2 separate regions of the Mus musculus genome follow, and region 1 is linked to region 2. Evidence: chromatin loops called from intact Hi-C (ENCODE). Cell type or tissue: heart. All regions are shown on one strand. Each heading gives the region's core, and the rest is flanking DNA. Links, peaks and the distances in the headings are about the cores only. Region 1 has its middle 31 kb from the start of Mideas. Region 2 holds the start of Pnma1 (paraneoplastic antigen MA1).

What was found. Hi-C counts contacts between places; a loop is a spot of excess contacts. Peaks named below come from ENCODE experiments on the same cell type or tissue, not always from the same donor. Only the 100,000 strongest peaks of a DNase experiment are listed, where the experiment ranks them.
Region 1: it touches region 2 in a loop (6-fold over the local background); 5 of 42 quality-filtered maps call a loop at or near these places.

Annotation. Positions count from the first base shown.
Region 1 is chr12:84,243,991-84,255,210 of GRCm38, forward strand. No RefSeq gene overlaps it. Among named protein-coding and RNA genes, the nearest start is that of Mideas, 31 kb to the left of the region's middle. In heart, for the core only: no CTCF peak of the experiment used is centred there; a DNase peak (open chromatin) is centred at 5,411.
Region 2 is chr12:84,140,982-84,152,201 of GRCm38, forward strand. Pnma1 (paraneoplastic antigen MA1) reads right to left here and starts at 7,508. Exons shown (of 1, transcript NM_027438.3): 1 at 5,150-7,508. The coding sequence starts at 6,946. The coding sequence ends at 5,885. Mideas (mitotic deacetylase associated SANT domain protein) reads right to left here. Exons shown (of 13, transcript NM_001163501.1): 13 at 8,187-11,220. It overlaps Dnal1 (dynein, axonemal, light chain 1), which reads left to right. Exons shown (of 8, transcript NM_028821.3): 8 at 1-2,536. In heart, for the core only: CTCF peaks have their summits at 7,066 and 7,268; DNase peaks (open chromatin) are centred at 7,380 and 7,490; H3K4me3 peaks cover 1,234 bases; H3K27ac peaks cover 1,505 bases.

The DNA of each region.
Region 1 (11,220 bases), core at 2,301-7,300, 100 kb after region 2:
TAACCATATATATTACTCCCCTGGCATGGTTCTGATGGTCTGAGGAAGGCATGAAAACTATTCTTCTATAAAGACTGCAAGTGTGGGGAGGACAGGGTGAGGCTGCTCATGGACACTTGGTTCACAGTAGGTATGCTGTAAGGGGCATGGAGGAAAGAAAGAAGTGAGGATCTGCACACATGGACACATGGATTCTGTAATGTCTGTAGCCTTAGTTAGGATTTTACTGCTGTTCACAGACACCATGACCAAGGCAACTCTTATAAGGACAGCATTTAACTGGGGTTGGTTCACAGGTTCAGTCCATTATCATCAAGGCAGGAGTATAGCAGTACCTAGGCAGGCACAGGGTAGAAGGAGCTGAGAGTTCAACCATATTGTTCTGAAGGCAAACAGAAAACTGGCTTCCAGGCAGCTAGGACAAGGATATTAAAGCCCACACCCATAGTGACACACCTACTCCAACAAGGCCAAACTTCCAAATAGTGCCACTCCCTGGGGCAAGCATGTACAAACTAACCCATCTGTTAAAAACTACAAAAACTGGGCTAGTGGTGAGATGGTTCGGCAAGTAAAGGCCCTTGCTGACAAGCCTGAACTCAGAGATCTGCCTGCTTCTGCTTCCTGAGCACTGGGATTAAGGAATACAGTGGTTTTGTTTGTTTGGTTAGTTGTTTGGTTGGTGGTTTTGATTTTTCGAGGTAGGGTTTCTCTGTGTAACAACAGCACTGGCTGTCCTGGAACGCTCTTTGTAGACCAGGCTGGCCTCGAACTCACAGAGATCCTCCTGCCTCTGAGTCCTGAGAACTGTGATTAAAGGTGTGTGCACAAGACCTGGCTCATGCATCATTTTTTAATGGAAACAAATGACTACAATGACTACAATGTTTCTGTGTCTGTGGGTGAAGCTGCAGCGCTGGAGGCTGCTTCTTGGCTCCAGCTGCAGTTCTATGAATCCACAAACTGGTTGGCAAACAAAAATACACTCCTTTTATGGTTCTAGAAGCTAGGCATCCAAACTTTGGTGTAGGCATGGCCATCCTTAAAATCTGATGTGTAGGCAAGGGAGGCCATGCCCCCTCTGCTAGGTAATGGGCTTCCTCCATTCCTCGTCCTTCTCTCTAGTGGCTTGCCTGGTTTTGCTGCTTCAGTACTCTGACCTCTGCCTCCAATGTCATGTCTGCCTCTGTCTTCATAAGGCCATATTCTTGCAACTAATGTCATATTGAATTAAGGATCCATCCTATTCTGATATGACCCCATCTTAATTGCTTTGGCAAAGATTGCTTCTAGGTAAGGTCATGGTCTTAGGTAGTTGGTTTAAACCTTCAACGCATCTCTTTGGGAATGAGGAAGGGGTATTACAATGCAGTGAGCTATTACAGCTAAAACAGGATTTGGAGCCACAGTTTTAGGATGTAGTACACATTTTTAATCCCAGCACTCTAGAGGCAGAAGCAGGAGGATCTCTGAGTTTGAGGCCAGCCTGGTCTACAGAATGAGTTCCAGGACAGCTAGGGCTACACAGAGAAACCCTGTCTCAAAAAAACCCAAACAAATAAACAACAGCAAAAAGTGGTAAAAAGGCTTAGCATTGGGCATGGTGTCCTTTGCCTTCAATCCCAGCACTCAGAGGGCCCATCTCTATGAGCTGGAGGCCAGCCTGTTCTACATAGAGTGTTCCAGGACAGACGGGGCTGTACAGAGAACCTGTCTGAAATAAAATAAAAACAGGATTCAGTTTACCAGCTGACTCACAGAATCAAACTGGTTCGTGGTAGCTTGCTGCCTTTGGCCTGAGTCTGGTGACTTGTCTTGTGCTTGGGTCCCTGGTTTCACTTCAACACCTGTCCCACAGAGACACTTCCTGTCTGTCTTTCTTACTAGCTTACAAAGCCTGCCTTGTCCTCTCCTTCTCATTGTCTGAGTCTAATAGAGCAGACCCGAGCTTCCTGAGTGAACAGAATGTCTCAAACCAAGCTGAAAACAGCCTTCGCCCGTCTCTGACAAGACAGTTTCCTGGAAAAGTATGGTTTGTGCCTGGTGTGGTGCTGTACACCTGTCTGGCAGAAAGCTGAGGCAGGAAGGTAGAAAGTTTGAGGCTAGCCTAGGCCACGTAACAAGTTTCTAGGCCAGCCTGAGCTACTACTGAGTGAGATTTTGTCTTTAAAGAAAATGAGGAGTGGAGCAGAGCAGGGTGGTGCACGCCTTTAATCCCAGCGCTCGGGAGGCAGAGGCAGGTGGGAGGATCTACAGCCTGGTCTACAGAGTGAGTTCCAGGACAGCCTGGGGCTATGTTGAAGAGACTTTGTCTCCACAAAGGAAAAAAAAAAATGTGAGGGATGAGAAAAAGGAAGAAAGAGAATATGAAGTTGGGAAAGGAGCAAAGGAGGAAAGAGAGAGGGAGGAGAGATGAAGGAGGGGAGGGGAGAAGAAGAAGGTAGGCAGGGAGGGGGATGGAGGAAGAGAGAGAAAGCAAGCAAGCAAGCAAGCAAACCACAATTTCCAAAGCTCTCGATTTCCAAAGCTCTCAAGACCTTTCCCCCTGCCCACACCTGGCCAGGGAGAGCTCATAAAAACATACTAGTTCCCTCAAAACTGCTAATCCCTTTACTCAGGGGTGCTCTCAGCTCCCACCCTCCTGCCCATCCCTTTGGTTCAATTTCAGTTGCCTCTGTTTCCTGGGTTGTCACCTGCCTGGATTTCCCAGAGAGCAGTAACTCCCTCCTGGGCATTGTTTAAACCTCCTGATTGTCCCTTGCTCCTCCCTCGGAACTTGGCCAGCTAGCCACGACTGATCACCCCACCCAGGAAAATTCTCAGAGATCTAAGAACTGCCATGAGAAAGAGGGGCTCAGCCAGTGATTGAACACCCTTCAATCGTGTACTTATTTTAGTCCTTCCTGGCTTATTTATTTAATATTTTTGAGAGACAGTTAAAAACATTGGACTTGTAAAATATGACGGTTTTAGAAGAGCTAAAGGCTTGGGGCTGGGGAGATGTCTCAGTAGTTAAGAGCACAGCTGTTCTTTCAGGGACTCCGGGTCTGATGTTTTAGCACCCATATTGTGCTCACCATCTTCTGTAACTCCAGTCCCAGGGCTTCAGGGTCCTTCTGACCTCTAGGGACACTGTGGGCATACACAAGAGAGTGTAGGTACCCCGAGAAGCTAGAGGTGGGATCTCCGGTGCAGGTAGAGTCACAGGCAGTTGTACGCTGACAGGAGCTGGGAATTGAACTCTTTAATTTTTAATTTTTTAAGTTACATTTATTATTCATTTTGCTGAGGAGGGGTGCAGAAGTGCCCCTGCACCGGTATGGAGGTCAGAGTACAGCTTGCAGTTCTCTTCCACTATGTGGGTCCCCAGGTACAGAGCTCAGCTGATTATCAGCCTTGGTGGCAAGCACCTTTACCTGCTGAGCGCCCCCCATCATGTCTTTTATGTTTATAGGTGCTGGACACTGAACATAGGGCCTTACGTAGGTAAGTATTGGACCACATAGAGCTACTGTCCCCAGCCACAAGAGTTACTCACACTTAGTTTTGTGAAAGATACTCAGAATGTCAATAACCTTTGACATCCATTGTGTCAAAATCAAATACCTATGTAATAAAAGGCACATCCCAGGCTCCAGTCAGGCTGTGCCCAGACCATAACAGGCAGGCCTGCAGATGTTGACTTTGGAGGTGGTGTGAAGCTGGACAGTCTCCTCTGACCTCAGTCCTGAGGAAGAAGGAACACAGATGCAGAACCCTCAGGCAAGGCCTTGCCACTTGGTGAGCCATCAGCTCCCACAGGCCTGACCACCCTTCTGTGTCTACGGCTCCTTTTCTGCGGTTTTGGTTAATTCAGTTTTGCATCATCTGACACGAGCTTTGTGTCTGGACTTCTTCCTTATGTCTTTAAAGTTGATGGTAATATTTGTTTTTGTTTTTGTTTTTTTAGTTGTTGCTTTGGGTTTTTTTAAAAGATATATTTATTTTTATTTATATGAGTACACTGTCAGACACACCAGAAGAGGGTATCAAATCCCATTACAGATGGTTATGGGCTACCGCGTGGTTGCTGGGATTTGAACTCAAGACCTCTGGAAGAACAGTCAGTGCTCTTAACTGGTGAGCCATCTCTGCAGCCCCTGTTGCTTTGTTTTTGAAACAGGGTTTCTCTGTGTAGCCCTGGCTGTCCTGGAGCTTGCCCTGGAGACTGGGCTGGCCTCAAACCCAGAGACCTGTCTGCCTCTGCCTCTCCAGTGCTGGGATTAAAGGTGTGCACCACCACCTCCTGACTGGCACCATCATTTTCCGTTCCTAAGACTTTGTTTTTGTATGGTTCAACTCTTCAAACCTCAGCTTTCTGTTTCTTTGACCCTTTCTCAAAAGAGTCAGCAAATTCAATAATCAAACCTGCTTTTTTGTATGATTAAGTTTTCTGGAATATAGATTAGGCACCCCTGGAAGAATGGGACCCAAAGAATGATAATTTAAGTCTGATGTATCTTTTCATACAAAGTCATAACTTACATTCTTTTTTGAAAACTAGTCCTCAATGTGTAGCCCAGGATAGCCTCAAAACGATGGTCTCCCTGCCTCATTCTTTAAAGTGCTGGAATTATGGGCCAACAATTTATGCTTCTTGAACCAAACCACAAAAGAATGTAGTTAACAAGGGCTAAATTTACAGATTTCCTCAATGAGATAATTTACCTCCCTGGGGGGAAATGAGCTAAATCCTAGCCATACCAAATCTAGTCTCTCATAACACATACAACTCAAGGGCGACTCATTCACTCTTACAGATTTTTTTCTTTTTCTTTTTCCTTTTCCTTTCCTTTTTGATTTTCTTTTTCTTTTTCCTTTTCTTTTTCTTTTTCATCTTTTTCCTTTTCCTTTTCCTTTTCCTCTTCCTCTTCCTCTTCCTCTTCCTCTTCTTCTTCTTCCTCTTCCTCTTCCTCTTCCTCCTCCTCCTCCTCTTCCTCCTCTTCCTCCTCTTCTTCTTCTTCTTTGCAGACAAGGTTGAACTACCTAGCCCAGACTGGTGTCCTGCTTCTTGAGCTCCTGAGTGCTGGAATGATGGGTGCTGGCCACATTTGCTTTTTCTTTGGGTAATAATACTGTGTTTTTCTATTATATGCTTTAATAATACCATGTTGTTCTATTATATGCTTTAATAAAATTGTAGTGAGCATTATTTTACTGCAACAAGTCCTTATCCTAAATTCAAATGTATGTTCAGAATTTTTAGAACAAGCATCCAAAGGCAAACACTTGAATCTGTGCTTTGCAGAGTAACTTTAAAAATAAGCAGTCTCTAAATGGAGGCAAAGCAGGCAAGCTTCACGGGTCCTGCAGGTGGAGTCCAGCCCTACAATTTCAGGGCATGGGGCGCTTTGCCCAAGTGGACCACTCATGGTGCCTCTGCCCCCTTCTGGAAAAGTGGAGAAACTGCAGGCTCTGGCCACATGGTTCTTTAAGGCTAGGGACCCAGGAGAGATATTTGAGAACCCATTTGGAAAAATAGGCCTCATTGCTTAGAACTGTTCTGGAAGCACATGCCACGAAGCAAATAATCTTGATCCCTACCCATTTTTAAAAATACATATCTTGAGAAATTTAGTCAGACTTCGTGTAGGTATTTACATATATCGAGAGATGGTAGAAAATGTTGATTCTTTTAGAGCTCCCCACTCACATCTCTACATTGTATTGCATTGGCTTGTTTTGACTTTTTAAAAATCCTTTGATGCCCTGGAAAGCCCCTGAAAGACCCCACAAATTACTTCCTTATATTTGGGGAGCTTTTGTCTGTCTATGCTTGCCTGTTTTTCTATTATTGTTTTCTGTTCAATGTCCTTTACATTTTCAACACACACACACACACACACACACACACACACACACACACACACACACACACACACACACACTGCATAGCCTTGCCTGTCCTGGAACTCAGTCTATAGACCAGGCTAGTCTCGAACTCACCTGCCGCTGCCTCCCCAGTGCTGAGACTAACGGCATGGACCACCACTGTCTGGCTGAGCAAACACTCTTAACCACGGAGCCATCTCTCCAGCCCCTTTACACATTCTTATAAACTGTAAAACCCAAGTCATTCATATTAACCAATTCCTGTACTTTTGTGTGTGTGTGTGTGTGTGCATGTGTGTGCATGTATGCATGTGTGTGTGTGCACGTGTGTAAATCTGGAGGGCATAGGCAACCTTGTACAACTGGCTTTCTCCTGCCTTCATGAGAGCTCTGGAGATAGAACTCAGGCTTGAACTGAGCCATGTTGCTGCCCCTCTCTCTTCTGCCTCTTCTTCTTCCTGCTCCTCCTCTTCCTCCTCCTATTTCTTCTTCATTCTGTGTTCTTACTCATTTTGTGTTTTAGGGGTGCCATGGCACATGTATGGAGAGCAGAGAGCAATTTGTGGGACCTAGCTTTCTTCTTCCACCATGTAGGTCCTGGGGATAAAACTTAGGTGGTTGAGCTTTGAAGCAAGTGCTTCAATCCACTGAGCTACCCCACTGATTCCTTTATGCTTTTAAAAACTGTCTGTTCATGGTAGAAGTGGGTCATATGCACCATTTCCTCCCTGATGGGCCTGCTTGCTGTTTCTGTGTTCTGGCTTTTCTAAAATGCGGTGTTGATGCTCTTATCGATTTTTTTTTTTTTACTATGTAATCAGTAATAATATTTATTTTGTCCTTTTTACATTTTATACTTTAAGAGACTTCCCCTCAAGTCAGGTGTGGTGGCGCATGCCTATGATTCCAGCCCTTGGAAGGAGGAAACAGAAGGGCCAGGAGTTCAAGGTCACTCTCAGCCATAAGCAAGTTCAGGCTACCCTGGGCTACGTGAAACAGGCTATAGCCTGATGTGTGTGTGTGTGTGTGTGTGTGTGTGTGTGTGTGTGTGTGTGTGTGTGTGAGAGAGAGAGAGAGAGAGAGAGAGGGAGAGAGAGAGAGAGAGAGAGAGACCCTGTGAGCTGTCCTCTGTCTGCTGTGTGTGCTCTTGCCAATGACTGGCTGACTGAATAAACAAACAAGCAAATGAACTTAATTTTTAAAATCTTGAAAGACTTTTCTCCCTTAAGGTTATAATGTTATTTTCTCTCTCTCTCCCTCCCTCCCTTCCTTTCTCCCACTAATTATGGTTTTCCACTGCAGGCTTAGCTACTCCTGCTACACCACAGATTAAGTTTCTAAAGGAAGCCTTATTTGGCTCAGGGTTCTGGTTTAAGATTGAAGGGCTGGATCAGGTGATGGGCATTTTTGCCGTCAGAACTCTGCTATGAGCCTTGAGACAGAGGTCCTCACAGAGCAAGGGACAGGGAGCACGTGCCTGTGTGAGGCTCTCTCTCTCTCTGTCTCTGTCTGTCTGTCTGTCTGTCTGTCTCTCTTTCTCTCTCTCTCTCTCTCTCTCTCTCTCTCTCTCTCTCTGTGTCTCTCTTTCTCCTTAGGTGGCCATCAGCATTCACTCATAGGCCCTCGGCTCCATGGCTCTGTGTAATCCCAAACACCACCACACTAGAGTGAGATGAAATTTCCCCTTCATAATACCACATTACAGAGATTGAATTGTGTGCAGGTCTGCACAGGCGTGAATGCTATTCAGACAGCAGCAGCCATATTTCTCAGCTTCTCTGTCTATACTGCAAGTCACTATTCGTCCATGCAAGATACTTCTTGTTTGTTTGTTTATTTATTTATTTTTTTAAAAATAATTACTTTATGTGTAGATGTATGTATGTGGGCCTGAATGTATGCATGTGCACCACATACAGAGGCCAGAAGAGGGCATCAGAGCTTCTGGAGTTGAAGTTACCAGTGGTTGAAGCACCTGATGTGGGTGCTGGGAACTGAGCCCAGGTCCTCTGTAGGAACAGTGGGTGCTCTTAACCATCGGGCCACCTCTCCAGCCACTACTTGCTTGTGTCATTTCCAGGACTGCTTCCGTTTTCCCAGTATTATATAAGTACTTTACTGTTGTCAATTTTCTTTTATCAAATACTTATCCACACTGGGTTAACCAACTGAACATATCTAACTTTTGTTCTCTCTCTCTCTCTCTCTCTCTCTCTCTCTCTCTCTCTCTCTCTCTCCTCAATTTATTTTGAGACAAGGTTTCACTATATAGACCAGACTGGCCTTGAACTCACAGAGATCTGCCTGCCTCAGCCTCATGACTACTGGAATTAAAGTTGTGTGCCACAATGCCCAGTCAAACGAGTTATTTATTTATTTATTTAAAGACAGGGTCTTACTATGTAGCTCTTGCTGTCCTGGAACTCACGCTATAGACCAGGATGGCTTCAAACTTGGAGATCCATCAGCCTCTGCCTTATGAGTGGTGGGATTAAAGACATGCTCCACACCACACAGTGATTCACTTTTATTGTAATTAATTATGTGTATGTGTACCTTACATATGAGTGTGCACACGATGCAGGTGGAGGCCAGAGGCATTGGAGCTGGAGTTTAAGACAGCGGTGAGTCAGTCTATGTGGCTGCTGACTTGGAGTCTGCACAAGCAGTAGACACTCTTCATCACTGAGCCATCTCTCCAAGCTTCTTTTGTTATATTGAACCTATTAGTTTTTGAGAGGTTCTGTTGGAAAAAAAAAATCCTGATTTCTGGGCCGACGATGGCACAGTGCTTGCCCAGAATGAACAAGGCCCTGAGTCAGATCCCCAGCAACACACACACACACACACACACACACACACACACACACACACACGCACACACACAACCAAAATTAATGAATTTCTTTAAACTACAATAAAACTTCATTTGGATCCCTCCTAAAGAAAAGCCTAAGACAAGGAGACAGCAGGATGTCCCCTGTGTGAGAGGAGGTCCGAGCAAACTGGGAAGAAGAAGCAACAAAGGGTGCATTTGGGCACTGGCTGTCCCGAGACATGTGGCTCAATCTCCTTGGGGACCTTCTGAAGAACTCTGTAGAAACCACCCAGGACTTCCTGTTCGCACATAGGCAAGAGGGTCACATGTCCAGCAGTCTTGTTCTCCATTGGTACCCTACTGTAACCCCGCCTCCAGCCTCCATGTGCTCTTTCCTGTAGATAGGCTGAACAAGCCCCAAGCAGAAGGCAAGATCTTAAGACAGGAGTTTGCTGCAGTTTGAGGAAAGCCATTACTACATAGAGATGCTCTCCTCTCCCCCTGCTCCCCCCCCCCCCACCCGCTGTGAGACAGGGTTAGTCTGTGTATTTATCCTTGGCCACCCTGGAACTTACTCTGTAGACCAGGCTCGCCTCGAACTCACAGAGACCCAGCTGTAACCCTCCTGATTTAAGATTTACTTATTTATTTTTGTATATGAGTACGCTGTTTTCATGCTCTCCAAAGAAGGCATCGGTTTTCATTATAGATGGTTGTGAGCCACCACGTGGTTGCTGTAAACTGAACTCAGGACCTCTGGAAGAGCAGCCAGTGCTCTTAACCGCTGAGCCATCTCTCCAGACCTAGCTGGGATTTTCTTTATGAGGTGTTTTTGATAGTTTATTACCTAACTCATCCTCTTTTGTTTTGTTTGTTTTTCGAGACAGGGTTTCTCTGTAGCCCTGGCTGTCCTGGAACTCACTTTGTAGACCAGGCTGGCCTCGAACTCAGAAATCCTCCTGCCTCTGCTTCCCAAGTGCTGGGATTAAGCACTGAGATTAAAGGCGTGCACTACCACTGCTCGGCTTTTTTTTTCTTTCTTTCTTTCTTATAACTCAGTCTCTTTACTTGTTATGGATCGATTTCAGTTTTCTATTTCTTCTATCATATGATCTACATAGAGAACGGTCTCTGTGTACTTGTTAGGCAGTGTTCTAGAGATATTGTTAGGTTTCGTTACTTCAGGTAGGCGAGTATGTTTCCCTTTCCCTCCGCCTCCATTTCTTTTGATGTTTGGAGATGGGGTCTCACTGTGTAGCCGAGGATAAGTAGAAAAATGTCTAATGCTCTTTAATCACTTACTAAATGGCAAGAACAGTGCAAAATGGGACACAGCCATTTCCTTAGTTTAATTTCTTTGTCTTTTCTTTTTTATTTATTTTATGTGCATTGGTGTTTTGCCTGTGTGTATGTGTGAATGACAGTGTTGGATCCCCTGGAAGGGGAGGTACAGACAGTTTGCAAGCTGCCATGTGGGCGCTGGGAATTGAACTCAGGACCTCTGGAAGAGCAGCTAATGCTCTTAACCGCTGAGCCATCTCTAAAGCCGAGTGCTATCACTGAGTCCATTTTTACAAAAAGAAAGGAGCTGGGGTGTCAGAAGGCATTGTCTGACTGATACAGACAGAGCTCAAGAGGCAGCGGCTATCTTTAAGGTTTTTTTGGTTTGGTTTGGTTTGGTTTTTTTCCCCTCTTCCTTATTTCTGTGATAAAATATTTGCCAACAGGCAAAGTAAAGGAGCGAGGGCTTGTTGGGGCTTAATGGTTGGAAGGGCTACAGTCCACCATGGGGGAAGACATGGCGGAGAGACGGGAAACGCTGGTCACGTGTCATCTTCAAGGCTCACTTCCTCCATCCACTTCCTCCTCCCAAGGGTTCCACAGTGTCCCAAACTGTCACCACCTGTTGGGGACTAAGTGTGCAAACACATAGCTTGTGGAGGACATCTCATGTTGGAACCACACGACACCACTATGGCAGCAGCTGATTGCCCATTGACTGTTGACTGATCCTTGGACAAGGCACTTGGCTTCTGATGCCCAGGTTTTGACCTTTTAAATAGACTATAACTCTTGGCTGACCTGCTGTTTGCAAGCTTTTCTTTTATTGTCTTGGCTCATTTTACCACCACAGGATTTTTTTTTTAATGCCCCCCACCTCCTGGCCAGGGCCAGCTTTGGAATCTCTCCCCAGTCAGTTTCTAGATACATAAAATGTTACGGTGAGAAATGAACTCACTTGATCCCTTTTCATGGTTATATCGAACAGGATACATAGTAGTCCTGCTCGGCCATGTATCCCATAGCATGGGTGAACTTATGACCCTCTCCTGAGAGCTGGTTTTGAAAGAGGAGACAGGGAAGAAGCTTGAACACACTAAGCCCAGATTAAAGAGAAGCCACACGAGGTCATCACCCCAGAAAAGAGCAAGGGCACATGTGTCCCAGGATTTATTTGCAAGAATGTTCCTGGCATCATGTTCATAATGGACTTGAACTAGAAACAATCCTATTAATCAAGAATAGAGTGG
Region 2 (11,220 bases), core at 4,054-9,053:
GCTGTCCTCGCTGTCCTTGTCCTCCTCATCCTCCCTGCCCACTCTGATCAGTCCTGATGTCTTCTTTTACTGGAAAAAAAAATGTAGTTGAGGAAGGTGGGACTTATGCCATTCAGATTGGAGATGGAACCAACTTGGAATAGATGTTCTCTGTGATCATTTGAACTTCTAGTATTATAAATAATGGTAGGGTGCAGGAACACCCAGTATTTTAATTTTTCACCGTCAATATGATATTGGTATATTGGAGTTGTACTTCCTATGTCTCCTGATCCTGAGCTAATGACCATATTATCTAGCTAGGCCTTGGAGGGCTTTCCTACCTGTGCTTACGGCACCAGAGATGCTCAGTGTGGCGCTGTTTACATTTAGGCTGTATGACTCACTCTTGTGGGCCGTGCACTGTGTGCAGGTTAGCTGCAGCCCTGTCCTTTACTCCCTACATGCCAGGAGCTCCTCTCCAGTTATGGTAACAAAAGATGGCTGCAAGCGTTGCCCACTGAGCCCTGGAGCAGGTGGGACAGCCAAATTCTCTAGATAGGAGCCAGTGTTTCCTGTCCCAGCATTCCTCTGTGCAGGCTGGTCAGCTTCAGTCTGTAGTCTGTGCCACTAGCATTATTGTAAGAGAAGGTGACATTTTACCATCATGGCTGGACCTGATCAGGTCTGTTGCCCTTTTATGCAATGCTCAGTTTCATGTTCCCCACACAGCCTTAGAAGCTCAGGCCTAGAAGCTGAAACTTCTGCCTGTAGGATTTCAACTTGAGTTTCTTGTCCCCTGCTCATGTTAGGACAATGGTTGACCAGTTAATCTACCTCTGTCACTGTCAACAAAATCTAGCTTTTATGATAGATTTTGTTCTGTCTCTAAAGCTTAATATTTGTATTACACTTTAGAAAATGTATCACCCTGCACAGACTCTTTTGCAGGGTGTGTCAGTCATTAAGTCTAGACTGTGTTGTATTGAGTTGCTCGTGCCCAGAAGTTAGCTGATGCAGATGTCCAGTGCAACTGACCAGAAGGGTGCTGTCCCTCACCGCTCAGTTACTTGGAATGCTTCCTGGGGCTGACCTAAATGTGGCTCTGGAATGGAAGTTTCTGGTTGAATAGGTGTTTGTTGTTGAATAGGTGTTTGTCAGGGGTCTGAAAACGAGGGAGCATTGGAAATAAATCTGTCATTGGCTCAGAGTTGGTGACAGAGAAAGCAGGGAGTCTTTTACCTGGGTTTTTCTTGAGGTCAAAACAAACAAACAAACAAAGCAGTTAGCCGGCCTAGACAGTTTGCATGTAATCATTCACTTTGAAAAATGGTTGAGGAGTTCTTGTCTCTGACTGAGGTAGCTGTTCCGAGTTCACTGAGACGGTAAACAGTAACGGCAAGGGGAGAAAACCTGTCCTTCCCACAGTCAGTCTCAGATATCCATGTCCTTTGTGTGGGCCGAGAATGAGTCTGTGACTAATGAAGCAACAGCCGGGCAGCAGAGTCGGGTTGTGTGTGGCAGCCGACGAGGTCATGGCCCTTTACCCTTCCTTACCCAGTGTGAACAGCTGCATCAGTGATCACTCAGCCTTCCGAGTTCCATGTCTGTGTCCATCACTAACTGTAAGCAAGGAAGCAGACAGGAAAAACTATAGACTTTTAGCCTGATAGAACACAGGAGAAGTCCTAATCAGATTCTCATTGATTTCCCATATTGGGCAGATTAGAGGACCCAGACAACCAATTATGATCTGACAATTTTAACAAGAAGGAAGAGAGAATAAACTATTTTTAAAATAGATTTGCACTTTAAAATTATGAGTGTGGCTCATAGGAACGCACACAGGAGTCCGGACTCAGACTTCAACCTTTGTCCACACACGCCCGTCTTCATACTCACTTAGGATTTTCTGCCTTTCTGATTTGGGTTGTATCCGAGGTCATCCCTCTGGGAGGGTGTAAATAGCTTTTCTATTTAGAATAGAAACTTTGGTTTGGTTTAGTTTGGTTTTGGTTGTTCAAGACAGGGTTTCCCAGGCAGTCTTGGGACTTACTCTGTATGTAGACCAGGCTAGCATCAAACACAGAGATCCACCTGTCTCTGCCTCCCTAGTGCTGGAGTTAAAGACATGTACCACTACCGCCTGGCCCATATCTAGATTTAAAATTTTCTTTTTAGTGTTGTCTACATTACATGGTATGTCTCCAGTCAGTGGGAGACCCTGCCTATGACGCTGTTGCCAAGTGGGACCACTCCTGCCAATGGCCAGTGGAGAGCAGAAGGTACCCAGTCCACCTGCTTCTCTCAGGTTGTCGTTCATGGCCAGGAGCATCATTCGCAAAGCTTTGACTTCTAGATCCATGTTCATTCTGAAGAACGTTTTAACATCTGTTAATGCTTTGGTAATAATCTTTTCTACACAGGACTTTTGTAGCATGACTTTATGACTAAACTTATTGTGCATTAAATTATTTAGTAATATTGAGTTTCTGAATGTTATTTTGTGAAACTTGTTTTAAAATAGTAATAAATCATGTTATTTTATAAAAAAAAAGAAGTCCTTTGGTTACTGTATTCTAGTTAATATTAGAGTAACTTTCATGATATTTGATTTCTAAAGCAATTCAGCTTTTGAATAGTAGAATCCATGCATGTGGTGAGAGGGCCAGGGAGGAGAGAAAGGGAGAGCAACCAGGGTGCAAAGACCCTTAACTCGTATTGATTGATGATTGATTGATTGATTGATTGATTGACTGACTGACTGACTGACTGACTGACTGACTGACTGACTGACTGACTGACTGAGGCGAGGTCTCAGGTGTAGCCCTAGTTGTCGTAGAACTCACTCTGTAGACAAGGCTGTTCACAAACACAGAGATCTGCCTGCCTCTGCCTCTGCCTCTGCCTCTGCCTCTGCCTCCCAAGTGCTTGGATTAAAGGTGTGCACAGCACACAGCTGAATCAGTCTCTGCTAATTTCTTCCTCACTTAGCACTGGTGAGCATGTCCTTTGCTGACTTTCTAACTCACCCACCATTATGTGTCCACTGGAAAGAGGATTCCCACGGTCAGCAAGCTTGCCTGCCCATGATCATCCCTAGTAAAGGTTAGCCGAGAGACCCCTGAGAAACAGGGTAACCCCACAGGATCAGGAGCACCATACATTTGCCAGTGTACAGTCTGTGCTGTCAGTCAAAATGTACTTTAGTTACAGAATAAAACCGCCATGCAGTTTCTATGATCTCACTGGTCTTTGAATATACCTTTCTAAAAAAAAAATCAGAATTTAAAATTTTTTGAGCTTATAGAAAGAAAACAAATCAAATCAGTTACTTTTAATTCAGTTTTCTTGCTCAAAGGATGTGTGTCAGCATCTCAGGAGACTGAGGCAGGAGGCTAGGCAAGTTCAAGAATAGCCTAGGCTACAGAGGAAACTCAACTCAAAGAGACTGGAAAAGGGGAATGCTCACATGTTTCGTATTCCATATGAATGTATGGGCCTTACATTTAATTAAATAGTAAAATACTTTTCCTCATGGGATGCAATCAATCAGCTATATAAAGAAAGTATTCTAAACATGGTGGCACAAGCCTATATAATACCAGCCCTGGGGAACATGAGGCAGGAGATTATAAGTTCAAAACCAACCTCAGCTACATAGCAAGTTGCAGGACAGCTTCCTTTGTACAATGTGAGACTTCTAAAACAACAAACCAGAACAAGGGGCAGGCCTGCCGTACAGTGGTAAAGTGCTCGACCTGCATGCGTGTGATCTTAGCTTCACTCATTGCTACTGAAGAAAGCAATCTAGCAACCACCGAGGTGAGGTGGCATTGGCAGGACAGGGTGGGCTGGTGAGGTGTCTTGGCATGTAAAGGCTGTCACCGTAAGCTGCCAACCTGAGCTTGATCCCCCCCAGAACTACTTGGTGGAAGGACAGAGCTGATGCCTACAAGTTGTCCCGTGTCCTCCACATGTCTTTGCCCACAATCAAAGCAAGTACTATGTTCCTATGTGAAGCCAAGGATGCCGACAACATAAAAGATGCAGACTCCATCCTTGTTTTTAAGAACATATATCTAAGTGAGAGTGGTTGGTTAGCTCAGGATAGCGGAATTCGAGCTTGTATAAAAGTGTAGGAAGTCAAATCTTACGTTGAGGGACCTACGTGGTAGAAGGAGAAAATGGGTTCCTGCAAGTTGTCCTTTGACCTCCATATTCATACCATAACATATACACCAACATACATACACACAATATTTTAAAAAGAAAAATCTGGACCAACACATAAGAATATTAGCATCCACCAGCTAACAGTCACAATTAACAAATGGCAGAATGGCAGAGTCCTGTCCCCCACCCCCACCCTGCCCCGCCCCATTCTCTGCCCTGCCCCATTCACACTGGTGCATCCATGAAGCAAAACCTCAGAGATTGACAGTGCCTATTACCCCAGCTCTAGTCTCAGACCCTAAAAGAAAATTTCAGGGCATTTCCAGATTGACCCGGGAGCTCAGAGGTGGGCATCTGCAGTCACTGAAACTTATAAAATGGCTATTGGGAGACAAACACTTTGCACACAAAGTGGACTAGATCATTGTTTCTGTGCCGAAACACTGTCAGTCACACAATGACTTTAAAACAGAAAGGTTGCTAGCTAACCTAAGCCCCAATTCAATTTTTTTTATCAGATTTCATAGAAACATCTCTCTTTGGTTGTTATCTCTTGCCTTGAGGAAGTCATGTGGAAATTGAACTCACTGAAAGGTAGATGTAGTAGTGTCTGCCTAGAATCTCAGCCCCCAAGAGGTAGGCAGAAGGATCACAGGTTCAAGAGCAGTAGCCCATGCTACACAGTGAGACAGTATCTACAAGAAATAGCTAGGGGTAGTGGCTCAAACCTGTAATCCCAGGACCGCTGCAAGTTTGAGGTCAGCCTGGGCTACAGAGTGAATTTCAGGCCAGCCTCAGCTACAGAGTGGGACTGTGACAAAACAACCAAGGAACCACCCAACCAAGATGTATAGGTGACACTGCAACTTAAATTCATAGCAAGGAGGGTAATTTTTGTTTTGTTTTGTTTTGTTTTACATGAACAAAAGTCCTTGTTAGGAGAAAAATATACGGAGCTAAATTAACTGAAAAATTTTATACGTGTCAGGAAAAATGAGAATTTTCAAATTTTTATTTGTATACATCTATTCAATAACTTCAAACTTAGAACCCTTAGCGCTGACCAATTATTAAATGACTAGTCTTTGAAGTGGGGGAAGTGTAGACTGGCCACGGCCACTCCCCCTAGGACTTCTGTCTTCCACCGTGAGGAACTGATTGTGCAGCTCGGTAAAGGCCTGGTTTTTTCTAACATGCCACTTTTAGTCCGAGGATCCTTTTCAGGGAAACTGATTCCAGCGTTGAGCCGTGAGGAATTAGAAATCCGCATTTTTCAAGATGAGTAATATCTTCTAATAGAATCACATTCTTTCCATCGATACAAATTGGGAACAATTTACAGTAAAACCATCCACAGTGTTAGTAACAAACACAAGAGTTTGTACTGTACAGTCTGTGAACCTGGTGCGCGGTTAGCATCAGAACCTGCAGCTTCGCAACCACCTTGACAGGAAGTGTCACAGCTTCACGTTTGTGCACAGCTGTCAGAGATGTCGCCAGGAGGGCTGGCATCAAGCATTCACTTTAGGCAGTAAGGACCACCTTTACCGTTGCAGCTCCTGACAATCACACACTTCTGTGAATGTTACAGGAATATGCGGGCCTGACTTCCCCATCCCATCCCTCAGGAAACAAAACCAAGCCAGGAGGAGGCTGGGTGCTTGCTTTGAGTGGCAGGCTTACTAAAACGTCACAGGTATATCAAAAGCAGCCTGGCCAGTCCTAGGACTCAGAAGTGCCCCTCCAGGCCTAGCTGCAAGAGGGCGGCCTCGGCCTCCTCCTCCTCCTTCTTGGCTTCCTCCTCTCGAATCTGCACCAGTAACTGGAAGAGGTTGGGTGCAGGCCCTTCCTCAGCCCCGGCCAGCCACAACTGCCTTCGGAGGGCCCCACTGTGGTTAGCCCCAGCGATGACCTGCTCCAAGCGAGCCTGGTTCACGTTATCTTTATCAATGACCCCCTTGTCTACTACCTTTTGCAGCAGAGGCTCCAGACGGATAACATACGAAGATAACTTTTCTCCTGGGTTCTGGTAAGTGTTCAGAAATCTGACCTGTGCATCTCTAGAGCTCTCCACACTCCCAAAGACCTGCTCAAGAGCCTTCAGGCATTCTGCGGTCGTTATGGCGGCGTTGTTGGTCTTGAGGATGCGGATGACGTCAGCAGCGGGGCCTCTCAAACTCTCCATCAACCGCCGTCTCTTTTCTATATCCGACACCTGCCATTCCTCTATGATTTCATTTGAGTGCTCCAGCCAGGAATCAAAGGTTTCCTCGCCAGGCCCGGGAATGTCCTTCCCGGAGAATAACGTCAGCTTCTTATACCATATGGACTCAACAAGAGGTTGAATAACATTATCCAAAATATAGTTGAGCATCTCTGCTGGCATTTCCGGGCCTGGAGCTGGAGCAGGGTTCTGAAACCCAAGCACACGAGCAACATCTTGCACGGTCCACCCTTCCCTAGCTAGAAAGAGGTGCAGCCTTTCCAAAAAAACTGCGTCGGAAGTGGGGGGTTTAAACACCACTTTCCAGAGCCCTCCTTTGCCTGGCATCTCCCTGGGTATCAGGGAGTAATCCACTGCCCCAGTGAGCTCTAACAAGGCTGCTTTAGCATTTTCTTCCCTCCAGAACATTCTCCCCAGCACTCGATAGGATACCTGGGGCATCGCAGCTTGGAGGGTCTCTTCAATTTCGGTCTCATCACAGTTCACAGGGATCCCCCAGACCAACAGAGCTCTCTGAGAGTTCACATCCATTCCCCTGCACCAGTCTTCCAATAGTGTCATAGCCATTTCACCCAACTATTAAAAGTGCCAGTTCTACAGACACTGCTTGGACTGGCTCACGAGGCTATAGGGCCTAGGACAATACAACATGCTCTCCTCCCCCGGTAGGCCAGGGGGCGACAAGCTTCAGGCAACCACAATTACCAAAAGACACCAGAGTTCCTTCTTGTCCCTTCCGGGTCCCAAGTCAGGGTCGGGAGCCACGGGACACTCCGCCTATCACTCGAATGTCGCCCCCTTTGGTCCGGGCAGGGAGGGCTGAACTGGCTGCAGCTGTGTCTGGCGTCACCGCTTAAAGAGAGGGAGCAAGGTGGGCTCAAGACTGATGACTCCGGGCGGGAGATGGCTGGGTGCGGTCGCGGGGCGTGGCAGCTCCTCCCACCTCTCCCCGGCACGCCGGCGGGCTGAGGGTCACGCGAGGCCGTGGCTTGGCTACGTGGGGAGAGGCGGCACTCCGAGCACCGGGAACCCAAGCGGCAGGAAGCACGGGATGGGGGAGAAACTCGGCTGGAGGCAGCTCTGCCTAGCGCTTATGTCCGCGCGCTCCCGCAACGGCCGGCGTGCAGCTGCAGTGGAGGGCGGAACCGGTCCGCTTGTCTCCCCCAGTGTCACCGTGACAACTGTGTCCATGACGACGCGAGATACGCGGGCTCCAGAGGATCTGGCGGTTGCTATGGTGCCAAGAAGGGGTTTGAGGAGTCTATTCTATGACGGCGCATTTCTTTTTACACCCCCCCCCCCGCCTTCCCTGATTCTTTCTTAGCTATTGCTACGCATGCTTTATTTAATTTTGCCGTGGATTTAAGCTGGCTTTATTGATACGCATCTACCACGACGGACTTATCTCATATTGCTCATCCATTCTATGAATTCAGTCTTTAACTCTGACTTCCGGGAACCACCTGATCCCACTCTGCAACTACTTGGTTCCTCCCCACAAAACTAGGAAAGAGAATTCCATCTACTGGTTCCTGTGAGTGTCTGACTTGGCTTTCTTGTTTAAAGTGTGTGTGTGTGTGTGTGTGTGTGTGTGTGTGTGTGTGTACACAAAACCCCGTGACTACTTACCTTTGTAGCCAGGCAAACTGCAAACATATTGCCTTCTTATCCTTACTGAGTATACAAGATAGCAAAACAGAATGTTTATGGCCCCGAAAAGGCGGGTAAGTTCTCTTCAAGCAAAACAAGGCCTATCAGTCCCAGACGGCAAAAACACCCCTATAAGAATGTGGTATTCAACAATGAATTTTTTTTAAAACCTTATTTAATAAAAGGTCTTAAGATACAGAACATTCAAAAGTAAATAAGTTACATAGGTACATTACAATCACAGCAAGATTCTCTTTAGTGTATTAATTTTTTTTTTATAAAAAGCACACAAAAAATAAAATTTTCAGTCTGGTCTATCACAACTGTACACAAAGAGGTAATATTTATATTTATATATATATATATATGTACACTATTTTAATATGTAACAGTCTTTTTTAAAAAGAGTGCCACAGGCAACAAACACATGAAAGGCAGTGTCTGACCATTTTGTTTCAAAATAAAAGGAATATACTTACTTTATGCTATTAAAATATTTGTACACTAATTACAGACTGTCAAGGCTGTTCTGTGCTCCATCCTCTCCAGCAAGGCCTTTAACGTAAGAGACAAATGAGGAAAAGTTCTAACAGCTGCAATTTTTTTTTTTTTGAGGCAACAAACACAGCCAAATGTGGGTTAGACACAACTGTTTTTATATAAAAATATGCATACTTCCTGTAAAAACCTAAGGGGTTAGGCTTTGCCAGTCTAGTAATAAATAATAACCCAGAACAGTGAGCCCCAATAAAAACATTTCAACAGCTGAGGCTTGAGTACTATTGCACTCTTCCTCCTCTGTCTTTAACATCTGGCACATGAGAAGAAAGAGGTTGGGTGACTGAGGCAGTTAAATATAGGCAATCCCTTTAGACATCATGAGCACAGGGCCTCTGTGCCGGGGTGGGAGGTGGGGCGGCAAGGACGGTGGGTGGGTGGGTACTTTAGCTCTAAGGGGGCTGCTGAAGGCTTGGAGGACAGCAGTGAGGGCAAGAGACCTCAGAGATGGCCCAGAACACAGGCACGGTCAGTGTCATGGCCTTCTCTGAATGCAGGTGGAAGCTGGGGGACAGGCAGGGTGACACTGTATAGGGACGTTATTGTCAAACAGGGAGCTCTGAATAGAAAGAACAACAAAAGCCAAGCCCAGTGTGTTCGTACGAGAAAGCACCAGTAAGGACGCGCCTGCGCCAGCCTCCGGCCGCACGTGCATCTCCGCTTTGAACTAGTTCAGTTTCCACACGGGCGCGCTGGAGCATGGGCCCCTCTAAAACAGTGTCTGGTGGGATCACTACCTAAAGGTACCATCTTTATCCCCCCACCCCCACCCCGGCTATAGTCATCTGGTCTCTGTGAACTTAGAAAAGTTCTTGCTTTTTTGCTGTTTTTAATTAAGATTTCTAAGGATTAGTTGGTACCACTGAGCAGAGGAGTCTCATGTGGCTGAAGGATCTCATGTGGCTGCTATCACCTGTCCACCAAGGGGCCTGAGCCAGATATGGTTTAAATAGAAAAGAACCTTGGGAAACCTAAGTGGCACTTTGGGGCTGAGCTGTGAAGGCACGCGTTATAGAAGTGATTTAGAAGAGATCCTAAACTTGTTGCCCTCCTGCTTCTAGAGGGTACCACATTTTTGTAATCCCGGGACTTCGAGCTGATAGAAGCCTATGAAGGAAACAAACCGGGGAAACTGAAGGTTAAGGTAACTGTCTAGGTATCTAGGGGGACAGGTTTGTTATTTCCACCCGCAGCTCTCTCATAGAACCATACTAATGTGTAAATGAATGTAAGAAATACCCAATAGTCTACAGCTTCAAAACAAAACCCCATCTCTATTTCCAATTCCCAACGGGCTGTAGGCTATTTCCGCTCCTTACTAACATTCTAAACAGTCAGACACACGGTCACTTAAGACTCTCTTTTGTACAACTAAAATTAAGTGATGATATCAGAAAAGTGGCTTTAGGCCCCTACTGAACTGGAAAGCGAAGGGGACTCTAGAACATTCCAACCCTTCAGTAATTCCAAGCCAAATATGGTTTCTTCAAGCCAGAATCGAGGCTGATAACCAAAACTAGAATTCTGGCCTCTTGCCAACTCCCTCGAGCATTTGAAAGTACAGAAAAGGCAGGACAGAGACCTGCCTTTGACCTCACCCACATCTGCTGGCTTCCTGTGACTGATAACACTCCCCGCCTTCCCAGCCCGATCAGTTTCTGTCATTCCTGCGGCCAAGAGCCACAAGGTAAGGGACCCCAGGGCCATGGAACTGGGGGAGGGCTTGGGGATGCCAAAAAGGTGCCTTATTTTGGGATAAATGCACTTGGACCTCTGGAAAGCAAGAGGCCCCTGGTCCCTGAGGATGTTAAAACTTAAATATTAAAAAAAATAAATAAATAGTTCCCAAATGACAACAAGCCACAGAATGAAGGCTCCTGTCTAATCTAGTTAGGAGACATCACCCTCCCAGGGAAGAATCCAGCAAACTCCAGCATGCCGTATTGGGGGGAGGGAGGACTGTGAATATCAACATTGAGTGGGGTGCGGTGGGATCAGCTGGCAGCTACTGAGAACTCGACAGGCAAGAAGGAAGCTGGCACCAAAGAGCAGGCCAGGCCTCTCTAGGACCTGCTTGAGGCTCCTTTAGCAGCCTCCGGGACTCAAAGGTATAAAATGCTAGTCATGAGTTTGTCAAAAGATCTCTCGGGCAGAGCTCTGCATCTTCTGGCCTCTGAACAGTTCCTCTCCGTGTAGTAGGCTGAGAGCAGGGCACGAACTCCAAACTTCTGAGAAAACTTTGACAGCCCCAGACGGGCTGTTAACAAGCAGCAAAGGGGTTGAAAATAGCCCTCCGAGATACGCCTAAGGAAGTGGGGACCTCCAGACGGGATTGTTGGAGCAACTCCGGCCTGAGCATGACAGCACAAGGACAACACAGGTGTTAAGGCCACCGCTCTCTAAGGAGTCCCTCTGGGGGCTTAGATAAAAGTCTGCACAGCCTTCCAGGTCCTCTGCGGAAGGAGGAACAATGCTGCCATGGGGCGAGCTTGTGCTTGGCTTGCCGTGGTGGCTTACTAAGGACCTGGGATGAAAGAGGCACAGATGCAACAGCAGAGATCAGAGAAGCAGCTGTAGAGCTCTAGCCCATTCCAAGTGGCCCGGCCTCTCTAGGCTCCGGGAAAGCAGAACTC